2 separate regions of the Mus musculus genome follow, and region 2 is linked to region 1. A link is a contact called in ENCODE Hi-C or POLR2A ChIA-PET data. All regions are on one chromosome and are shown on one strand. Each heading gives the region's core, a stretch centred on a gene start or an enhancer-like site at or near the end of the contact. The rest is flanking DNA. Distances are from core to core; before and after follow the strand shown.

What was found. A loop is a pair of places that touch in the nucleus more often than their neighbours do. ChIA-PET counts read pairs that join two places held with the same protein, here RNA polymerase II (POLR2A).
Region 2: a map of left cerebral cortex shows a loop between it and region 1 (7-fold over the local background). The contact joins the promoter of Ccdc107 here to the promoter of Tesk1 in region 1. A Hi-C loop is called at or near these places in 17 of 37 maps with a recorded cell type or tissue (CH12.LX, CH12F3, ES-E14 and 9 more). POLR2A ChIA-PET finds 5 or more read pairs at or near these places in 3 of 5 experiments (Patski and embryonic stem cell).

Annotation. Positions count from the first base shown.
Region 1 is chr4:43,439,615-43,444,675 of GRCm38, forward strand. Tesk1 (testis specific protein kinase 1) reads left to right here and starts at 2,663. Exons shown (of 10, transcript NM_011571.3): 1 at 2,663-4,024; 2 at 4,169-4,290; 3 at 4,417-4,465; 4 at 4,959-5,061. The coding sequence starts at 3,821.
Region 2 is chr4:43,491,063-43,495,810 of GRCm38, forward strand. Ccdc107 (coiled-coil domain containing 107) reads left to right here and starts at 2,303. Exons shown (of 6, transcript NM_001037913.2): 1 at 2,303-2,474; 2 at 2,546-2,697; 3 at 4,133-4,193; 4 at 4,280-4,370; 5 at 4,447-4,559; 6 at 4,635-4,748. The coding sequence starts at 2,369. It also overlaps Rmrp.

The sequences.
Region 1 (5,061 bases), core at 1,413-3,912:
CTTCTGCCTCTGTGTCCTGAATGCTGGTATCCTATATGTGTACCATTATGCTCCAATACATCATCATCATAATATAGAGCCTAGAGAGATGGCTCGACTGTTACAAACACTGGCTGCTCTTCTAGAAGACCAGGTTCAATTCCCAGTACCCACATGGAGACTTACAGCCATCTGTGACTCCAGTTCCAGGGTATCCAGCATCCTCTTCTGGCCTCTGTGGGTAGCAGGCATGTACACTGTGCACTGATATACATGCAGGCAAAACATACATGCACGTAAAATTAACAAAAATTGGTAATAATAATGGGAAAGATGGAGACTAGGTTAGCAATTTTAAAAGATTAAAAGCTGCTCCAGAAGCAAACCAAGGATCTCACTTAGATTCTGATTAAAGTAGACAGTTTTGAAAACCCAACATAAAGAAAAATGTGAACTTGATATTAAGAAATTATTGCTTGGTTTGGCTTGATTTAAAAAAAAAGTTCTTGCTCTGTAGCCCAGCCTGGCCTCAAACTCATGATCCTCCTGCCTCAGCCTCCTGAGCACTGAGATCACAGGTCTTCATCTGACTTTTATTAGTTTTTACATTTGTATTGTTTATTATTGTGTGTGTGTGTGTGTGTGTGTGTGTGTGTGTGTGAGCGGACACACACATCAGGACACGTATGTGGAGGTCAGAGGTAAGTCTGTGGAGTTGAGATGTGAGCGGACACACACGTCAGGACACGTATGTGGAGGTCAGAGGTAAGTCTGTGGAGTTGAGATGTGAGCGGACACACACGTCAGGACACGTATGTGGAGGTCAGAGGTAAGTCTGTGGAGTTGAGATGTGAGCAGACACACACGTCAGGACATGTATGTGGAGGTCAGAGGTAAGTCTGTGGAGTTGCTGCTCTCCTTCCCCCTTTGCCTGCATCTCAGGCTTCAAGCTCAAGTCGTCAAGTCTTTTATGAGTTTTTAAAGGCACAACAATGTTGTGGTAGATATTATGTGGGGGTTTCTACTCCACCTTAGATCATTTGCCTCCCAACTAAAAGACACAAACCTTTATAATAAACCTTAACAGCACTAGAGTTGGGCAGATGTCAACCCTCTGGGCTATTTTTGTCTGCTTTCTTGTCAATAACCCCAAGACATCACTTGCCACACACATTCCACCTAGGCCACTCCCACTCCAACAGGCCAGCCCTGGTGGCCAGGTGCTCACAATCCACACCACCCCATGGCGACTTCTCCACCCTCCCTTCCTTCTCTCCTCTCTTCTGTGCCTGAACACAAGCCCGGGAACCTTCAGCCCCACCTACCTCTTCTGCCCAGCTATAGGCTGTAGGCATCTTTACTAACCAATCATGAATATACAACAAGAGCTGGTATAGTTGAGGACCTGCTTGTCTTGGAGCAGCCAGGTCATGGGATACAGTTTTTAGCATTTGAATACAGAGCCACAACAGACCAACCCACTACACAACAATGACACCACGATTTAATGAAGATTCCTTTTTCTAATCAGTGGTAAAATAATGCCATAGCTATGCAGCAAATAACTGGGTGCAGGGACAGACATGTGGACAAAACACGTGGCCATGAGTTACTCCCAGGATAGTCACAGGCCCAGAGGGTATCTGAAAGCAGGTATATTTACTAGAGAAAGAAGGGAGTGTGCACATGCGTGCTCCCTGAGTGACAGTATATCGTCCCTGTGACCATCATTATTGCTGGCTGATGATAATCTACCTCCTACACTCAACAGCTTTTCCACCTGAACTTTTAAAAACTGGTGATACCAGTTTTAAACCTTGATAGAAACCTAACGATGAACCTGGCTGCTGCACTCCCCCAACACACACACACACACACACACACACACACACACACACACACACACACAGAGCTTCTCAGGCACATCAACATTCCCTCCTTTTTACTAGTGTATCCTAGCTCAGTCTTGCATCCCCAGCAGAGGGAACCACCACACGGCCTTCTTCCTAAACACTCCCTCTCACCATAACCACCACAGCGCCCTTCCTAAACACACACACACAATTCAGCATGAAACTACTGTCACAGACATTGATCCTCAAAATGACTAATGGGACAGAATCCAGTGTCAGTTAAGCTTACTACAGTGAGGGTATCCTACAGGTACAAATTCCGAGTGTCTTCAGACCTTGCACAAACTATGGAAAATAAAATCCTGCCAGGAGGGGTAGCATATGTTTGTAATCCCAGCACAAAGTGGTATGGTGTGGTATGAATCCAAAGCCAGCATGGGCTACAGGGCAAGACCGTTTCAATCTCTACACAAAAGATTACAAATAGGTTCTCAGAATTAACTCTAATTTAATGCGATGAGTATGTTTTGCTGTTACCAGTGGGGGAAAAGAACACGCATTGGCCTACTCTCCTTTTCTAGAACAACTGTGCATGACTGTTCTCTCTCCAAACCTGAACGATTCCCTTATACGGTGCACTCTCAAGACGGCCTTGCACATTCAGCCTGCCCTCACTCCATTCCGCCGCGAGGTGGCAGGACGCTCACGGATGCCAGGAGACCTCTGCCGGGATCCAGTGACGTCACGCAACCCTAGCGACGATTGGCTACCTTCCCGATGACCTTGAGGGGAGGAGTCCGTGGCAGAGCCGGAAACATCGGCAACAGCGAAAGCCACGTCCCGAGACCGGGCGTGCGCACTCCGAGGATCCCAACCGCTGTAGAGGCCTCTGCACCTCCTCCTCTGGACTGAGGGGGCACACTGGCGTCTACCGACGTGGGGCGCAACCTGCCGAAAGGGGTCACACCGCTGGGCGCTAGCGAGGGGAGGAGTCACCTTGAGAGGAGGGGTCACAATGACTAGCCGAGTCACTCTGCCAGGTCTCTTTTAGTGAGAGGAACACAAAGAGGAGGGGGTGCAGCACTGAGGGGCTCGGGGAACACACGGATGTAGCAGTGTCATCCGTAGGAAAGGTCCCCCGAAGGAGAGCGGGCTCCGAGGGGCAGCGGCCTTTGAGGGGGCGGGATCCTGCCGAGGGCGGGGCCTCCTTGCAGGTGCAGGCGTCTCCGAAGAGAGGGTTATTAGGACAAAGAAGTAAGAGGGTGGTCACCGGATCGAGCGTCGGAATCTCAACTTTACTTAGGGGGATGGAGATGGAGTGAGAAGGAGTCGAGCAGGTCAGGGATGCGAAGGCCAGAGGCTCCCTACAGCCCTGGATACTGCGATCGGAGAAGACAGGTGTTAGCGAGCCCCGAGATTTAGAGTGTCGGGGTCAGAAACCCCCCTGAAATGGACAGTCGGAGTCGGACGCAGACCGGGCAGGCAGCGTGGTCGATCCGTGGAGCCCAGGGCGCAGGAGAATTAGCGCCAGCAGTCAACCCTCAAGTCGTCCTGTGATTCACGCCCCGGCCTACGCGCGGGGGACGCACCTGAGGGGGCGTGGCCGGGCCGCAGCCCGGGCTCCAAGGAGTTAACCGCAGACCGGGCCGGGCCCCGCCCCGGGCAGGCCGCACAGCCTGAGCCCGGCGGCGAAGCGGAGCAGCAGCCGCCCGCGGGGAGCCCGCCGCCGGCGCCCGGGAGCGCCGCCGCCGCCCGGCCCAGGCCCAGGCCCAGGCCCCGCGCAGAGCGGAGAGCCGCGGCGTTCCACCGGGCCCAACTCGCCGGCGCGGCGGGGGCGGGCCCAGGACCTTCGGCAGGTCCTCCAGGAGTCCACCGGGCGGGAGTCCCGGCCCCCGGGATCGGGTTGGGCCGGCGCCCATGGCGAGCGCGGCCTGCCCGGGTCCCGGGGATCCGGCCATGTGAAGCAGGCCGGGGCTGGGGGCCCGGCCATGGCCGGGGAACGGCCGCCGCTGCGGGGCCCCGGGCCCGGAGAGGCTCCGGGGGAGGGGCCGGGGGGCGCAGGCGGAGGCCCGGGCCGGGGCCGGCCCTCCTCCTACCGGGCCCTCCGCAGCGCCGTGTCCAGCCTTGCGCGTGTGGACGATTTCGACTGCGCAGAGAAGATCGGGGCCGGTTTCTTCTCTGAGGTCTACAAGGTAGGACCCGCAGAGAGGACAGAGGGGCGGGACCGAGCCTTGGACGGGAGGCTAGAACTTAGAGGCCCCGCAGCCTGGGTTAGAGATCCTTGAGCTAGCAGCCACCCAACCTGTCGGGCACACACGGAGCCTTGCCTCCCCCAGGTTCGGCACCGACAGTCGGGACAAGTCATGGTGCTGAAGATGAACAAGCTCCCCAGTAACCGGAGCAACACGCTAAGGGAGGTGCAGCTGATGAACCGGCTCCGGCACCCTAACATCCTCAGGTGAACGGCCTAGCCTCTTGCTGGACAGCTTGCTGGGCAGGAGGAAAAGTCCCTTGGGAAAGGAGGGAGATGCAGTGGAGCCCGGGCTCTTACAGCGTATCCTTTATCCTCCCCATCACCTTTCAGGTTCATGGGGGTCTGTGTGCACCAAGGGCAGCTGCACGCGCTTACAGAGGTAAGCATTAAGCATAGGCCAGGAAAGAGGGAAGGCACCACACCCCCAAGTGAGAGTGTCAGTGATCTTGGTGGGTCTGCTGGGAAATTAAAAAGAAGCCACCTGCCTGCCCAGGACCTCAGGACCTCCTCCAACTAAAGGCTTCCTGAACTTCCCTGTGTGCAAACCACTTATTAGAATACTCAGCTGGAGTTAGTGATGGAGATATTTTGTATCTGGGTCCAATACAGGAGCCACTAGCTACACGTGGAATAGACTAAAACAAGAGCTGGTGTAACAAAAGAATGTCTGATTATATTTAAATGTATTGGATAACATAGCTGTACATAGTCCTACTGTGAGAGACAGGGTAGCCTAGTATATAAATGGGAACCTTAGAGCACAGACCCACCAACCCTTTTGACCTTTGTGAGCCTCCTGAGTGTCAACTGTCTTAGGAGTGGCAGGCACAGAGCACCGACATTCACACACCTTGTCTTTCCCCATGTCCCAGTATATGAATGGGGGCACCCTGGAACAGCTGCTCAGCTCCCCAGAACCCCTCTCCTGGCCAGTCAGGCTCCACCTAGCCCTGGACATTGCACAAGGCCTACGGT
Region 2 (4,748 bases), core at 1,053-3,552, 51 kb after region 1:
CCTCTCTGGGAAAACAAGATAAGACTCTCATGGTTTATTCATTTATTTAACACTCGTGTGCCTCATGCCTGGTGATTGCCAAGTCCTGGAGACCGAGATGCAAATGGAACGTGTTTCTTCATTCCGAGAGCTATTGATCTGAAGATGGCCCTCTGAAGATGTAGCAGAGGTAAAAGATAACAGGGAGAGAGGTACATGCTGGCTGCATCTCTAGCAACCCCAGCACTCCAGAGATTATCTCAGAAGGATCTTGGGCTACTGAGACTGTCTCAAACAACACAGCTTAGAGCAGACAATGTAACACCCTGTCTTGGTCTTTTGTTCGTTTTTTTTTTTTTTTTTGTTTTTGTTTTTGTTTTCTTTTCTTTTTTTTTTTTTCCATTTTTTATTAGGTATTTAGCTCATTTACATTTCCAATGCTATACCAAAAGTCCCCCATATCCACCCACCCCCACTCCCCTGCCCACCCACTCCCCCTTTTTGGCCCTGGTGTTCCCCTGTACTGGGGCATATAAAGTTTGCAAGTCCAATGGGCCTCTCTTTCCAGTGATGGCCGACTAGGCCATCTTTTGATATATATGCAGCTAGAGTCAAGAGCTCCGGGGTACTGGTTAGTTCATAATGTTGTTCCACCTATAGGGTTGCAGATCCCTTTAGCTCCTTGGCTACTTTCTCTAGCTCCTCCATTGGGAGCCCTATGATCCATCCATTAGCTGACTGTGAGCATCCACTTCTGTGTTTGCTAGGCCCCGGCATAGTCTCACAAGAGACAGCTACATCTGGGTCCTTTCAATAAAATCTTGCTAGTGTATGCAATGGTGTCAGCGTTTGGATGCTGATTATGGGGTGGATCCCTGGATATGGCAGTCTCTACATGGTCCATCCTTTCATCTCAGCTCCAAACTTTGTCTCTGTAACTCCTTCCATGGGTGTTTTGTTCCCAAATCTAAGGAGGGGCATAGTGTCCACACTTCAGTCTTCATTCCTTTTGTTCGGTTTTGAGAGAGGGTCTCACTATGTAGACCAGGCCTTGAACTCATAGAGATCTGTCTGCTTTTGTCTCCCCACTGCTGGGATTAAAGGAGTGTGGTGCCACATCTGGCAGCTCTGTGAATCTTATGTGCTTGCTACTACATAATCCCAGCATTTGAGAAATGGAAGCAGGAGGGTTAGGAGTTCTAGGCCAGCTCCAGCTACATGAGAATGAAGCCAGCCCAGGTTACATGAGACCCAGAAGGACCTAGTTGTATATTTGCCTTTTGAGTCGCTGTGAACATTCATTCATTAATTTCATTCACTTCCTCAAGTTCCCCTAGCAACAAGTGACTAGGCTCGGACAGTAAAATGGAAAAAAACAAAAAAGCAAAACCCACAGTCTTGCTCTCTTTGGACTAGCAGTCTAAAAAAAGAATTACAGCTATTAAAGAATAAATTAGGAATTCAGATTTGTCTCCGTTTTCTTTCTTCTTTTCTTAGGAAAGGGTGACCTTGATTTCCTAATTAGTACATTCACATCTGGCTCTGAAGGTTGTATAGAAATAAAAGTGGCCGGGCGTGGTGGCGCACGCCTTTAATCCCAGCACTCGGGAGGCAGAGGCAGGAGGATTTCTGAGTTCGAGGCCAGCCTGGTCTACAAAGTGAGTGCCAGGACAGCCAGGGCTACACAGAGAAACCCTGTCAAAAAACCAAAATACAAACAAACAAAAATAAATAAATAAAAGTGTAGCCGCGCTGAGAATGAGCCCCGTGTGGTTGGTGCGAGCCAGGTCGCACTGCCTGCGTCACTATGTGAGCTGACGGATGACGCCCCGCTGCACGCCGCTCAGCTCGCCCCGGAGGGGTCGCTTCTTGGCGGGCTAACAGTGACTTGCGGGGGAAGTCTACGCGCGTGTGCACGCGGCACTCTCTGCCCGTGGTCCGGGGACTTTCCCCTAGGCGAAAGGATAAGGAACATGTCCCTCGTATGTAGCCTAGGAAACAGGCCTTCAGAGCGAGCTGCCTTAGCTTCTAGGCGCGACTAATTTATGACTCTACAACAGGCTTAATTTTTTGGTTATGGTGAGAAAATTGGTCTCTCTAGGTAGAAAAACAATGAGCCATTGTTTTAGGCATGATACTTTATCCTGAAAGATTCTGGAGACATAATTGTTTAAGAAAGCTATAAATAGATAGGTCATTAATTAATGTAGGAACGCTAGGTGGGCGTGGTTTATGCAAATATTGCTTAAACCCATCCTGAGATGGGCGTGGCCGCCTTAAGGGACTCAGCCCCCCCGATGTAGGCGTGGTCTCCTGCGCGTGCGCACTACGGCCGGAGGCCCAGCGCTGGAACGCGGGGTACCCGGCGTGCGATTCTGGTGGGCCAGGCATGGAGGGCGCTGGCCCCGTGTTGAGTATTCTGGGGCTGCTGCTTGTGTCTGCGCCTTTTGGAGTCCTTGGGGAGCGCCCCAGCGCCGATCTGGGGGCACACCCAGGTACCTGCGAGAGCTGCTGGAGGGAGGCTGGGACTGCCTAGTAGAAACTGACCGATGGCTTTAATCCACAGAACGGGGCTCCCAGGTCAGTCCGGGAACCACCGAACCTCGGCGGCAGCCGCCACCCAAGGATCAGCGCGAGCGAGCCCGGGCCGGATCGCTGTCTTTGGGCGCTCTGTACACCGCGGCCGTCGTGGCTTTTGTGCTGTTCAAGTGTTTGCAGGTGCGGTATGGCGGTGGGTTGTGGGAGCCCTGGGCCTTAATCTCCTGGGGCCGCTACAGTACCAAGAACAACCGCTTCCCGGCTACCTGTAAAATGAAGGCTCGTTCCTTGGTTTTTCCACATTATTGGGGCATTCGAGGATCCAGAGAGATAATGGATGTAGGGGGCTGAGAAATTGTAGAAACCGTTACTTTTACTCCTCTCTCCAGTGACGATCGATTTTCAATCTGGAGCTCATCCACTTAGTGTCTGATGTAAGTGGGGTTTTAACCCAACTAGTGTCAGTATGCAAAAAAAGAAGTTGCTGCTGAGGCTCCAACCTTGGCCCAAGGAGTTAATCGCGGCAGCAACAGAGTGTCTAGTGGACCAGACACCAAGCCGTTTCGTGCTCTCCTTAGGAAGGAAACCCTGAAATGTGAACTGACTGTACATTCTGATTACTTTGAAACTGTTGACATGGAAAGTGGAACCTACCACCCAGTGCTTTATCTTCAACTCTGGTCAATTACTTGCACAGGGGAATAGAGGCTGAACTAATTAGTAACATAAAACTAGATGAGATTAAAGAGCCAGGCAGACTTGACAGGCTAGGATGAAGATTGGAGTTTAAAGATAGATTAATAAATTCTACCCAGGCGTAGTGTTAGACGCCTTTAATCCCAGCATTCAGGGGAGACAGAGGCAGGAACAGCTCTTGTGAGTTCGAGACCAGTATTTCTGTCTTATGCATGGAGAAGAATACATAAGCAGTTGAGAAGAGGAGCGGGACCCGTGGAAGAGAGGTAGGCATGGCGGCTGACAGTTTCACGGTGTTATGATAACCCACTTTCCAATTAAAGGTTCTGAAGGAGGCTTGTGCTTTATCTACCTATCAGAGCACTGGGAGAATTGTATCCTAAAAATAAACCATAGGGCACTGCCTTTTAGAGCAAAGAGCACTATATAGACTTTTTGTTGTTGGGTTTTTTGTTTTGTTTTGTTTTAGATTTTTAATCTGTAATGGGATAATGTGAATTGAACAGATTGGAGATTTTTTTTTTCACCAGCAAAGACTGAGGGTACAGGAACTGGTGACACAGTCCTATTATTCCAACTACTATGAGGGAGGATTGTAAGTGCAAGGCCCATCTGGACAATTTAGCAAGACTCTACCTCAAAGGCAGCGAGGTATAGGGATGCTAAATAAGAAGGCTGGGGTAAGAGCAATCTTCCCGTCCCTACTGGAGAGTTTCACATTCCCAGGAGTGCTTTAGCAGTCTGGCCATGTGTGGGCATCCTGACGTTTCACTTCATGTTCTGGGTAAGCAGCTGGACTAGAGACAACTGGGATTCTCTGAGGTGGATGCCCAGAGCTTTCTCTATGGCTCCTCTCTTCACTGGCTCTGAGGTGCTGGGGCCTTTGCTGCAGCCTTGTCTTTATCTGCTTCCACAACAGGGCCCAGATGAGGCTGCTGTTCTCAGAGAGGAAAAAAACAAGAAGAAATCCTCGCAGTCAGGTGGGTTGAGCATTTAGTGGTGGTTTCTGGCGATGGAGTAGATCAGGGGACTGCAGGAGTAACCATGCCCTTTCCCTCACTCCCAGAGCAACAGCTGGTGCAGCTGACACAACAGCTGGCCCAGACGGAGCAGCACCTGAACCACCTGATGACACAGCTGGATCCCCTTTTTGAACAGTGAGAATTTGTGGGGTGGGTGAGGTGGGAGCCAAGGAGACAGACTGGGCAGCCCCCTGAGTGGGTATTTCTACAGGGTGACGACTTTGGTTGGAACCCAGAGGGAACTTCTAGACACAAAACTAAAGACCATCCACCACCTTCTACAAGACTGCCAGCCTGGCACAGGAGTGGAAGTTCCAGAACCAGGTAAAAGGTTGGGAGGTTTCTATGGCTGGAGAGCCATGGCTGTGAAACTAGAGCAAGTTGGTCTCTCCTTCACAGAGGCCAGCATACCCTTTACTGAGGACCTGGGGAAAGAAGACCAAGAAGCTGGAAACAGTCAGGCCTGGGAAGAGCCCATAACCTGGAGCCCAGAAACACGGAACCTAGCTCCTT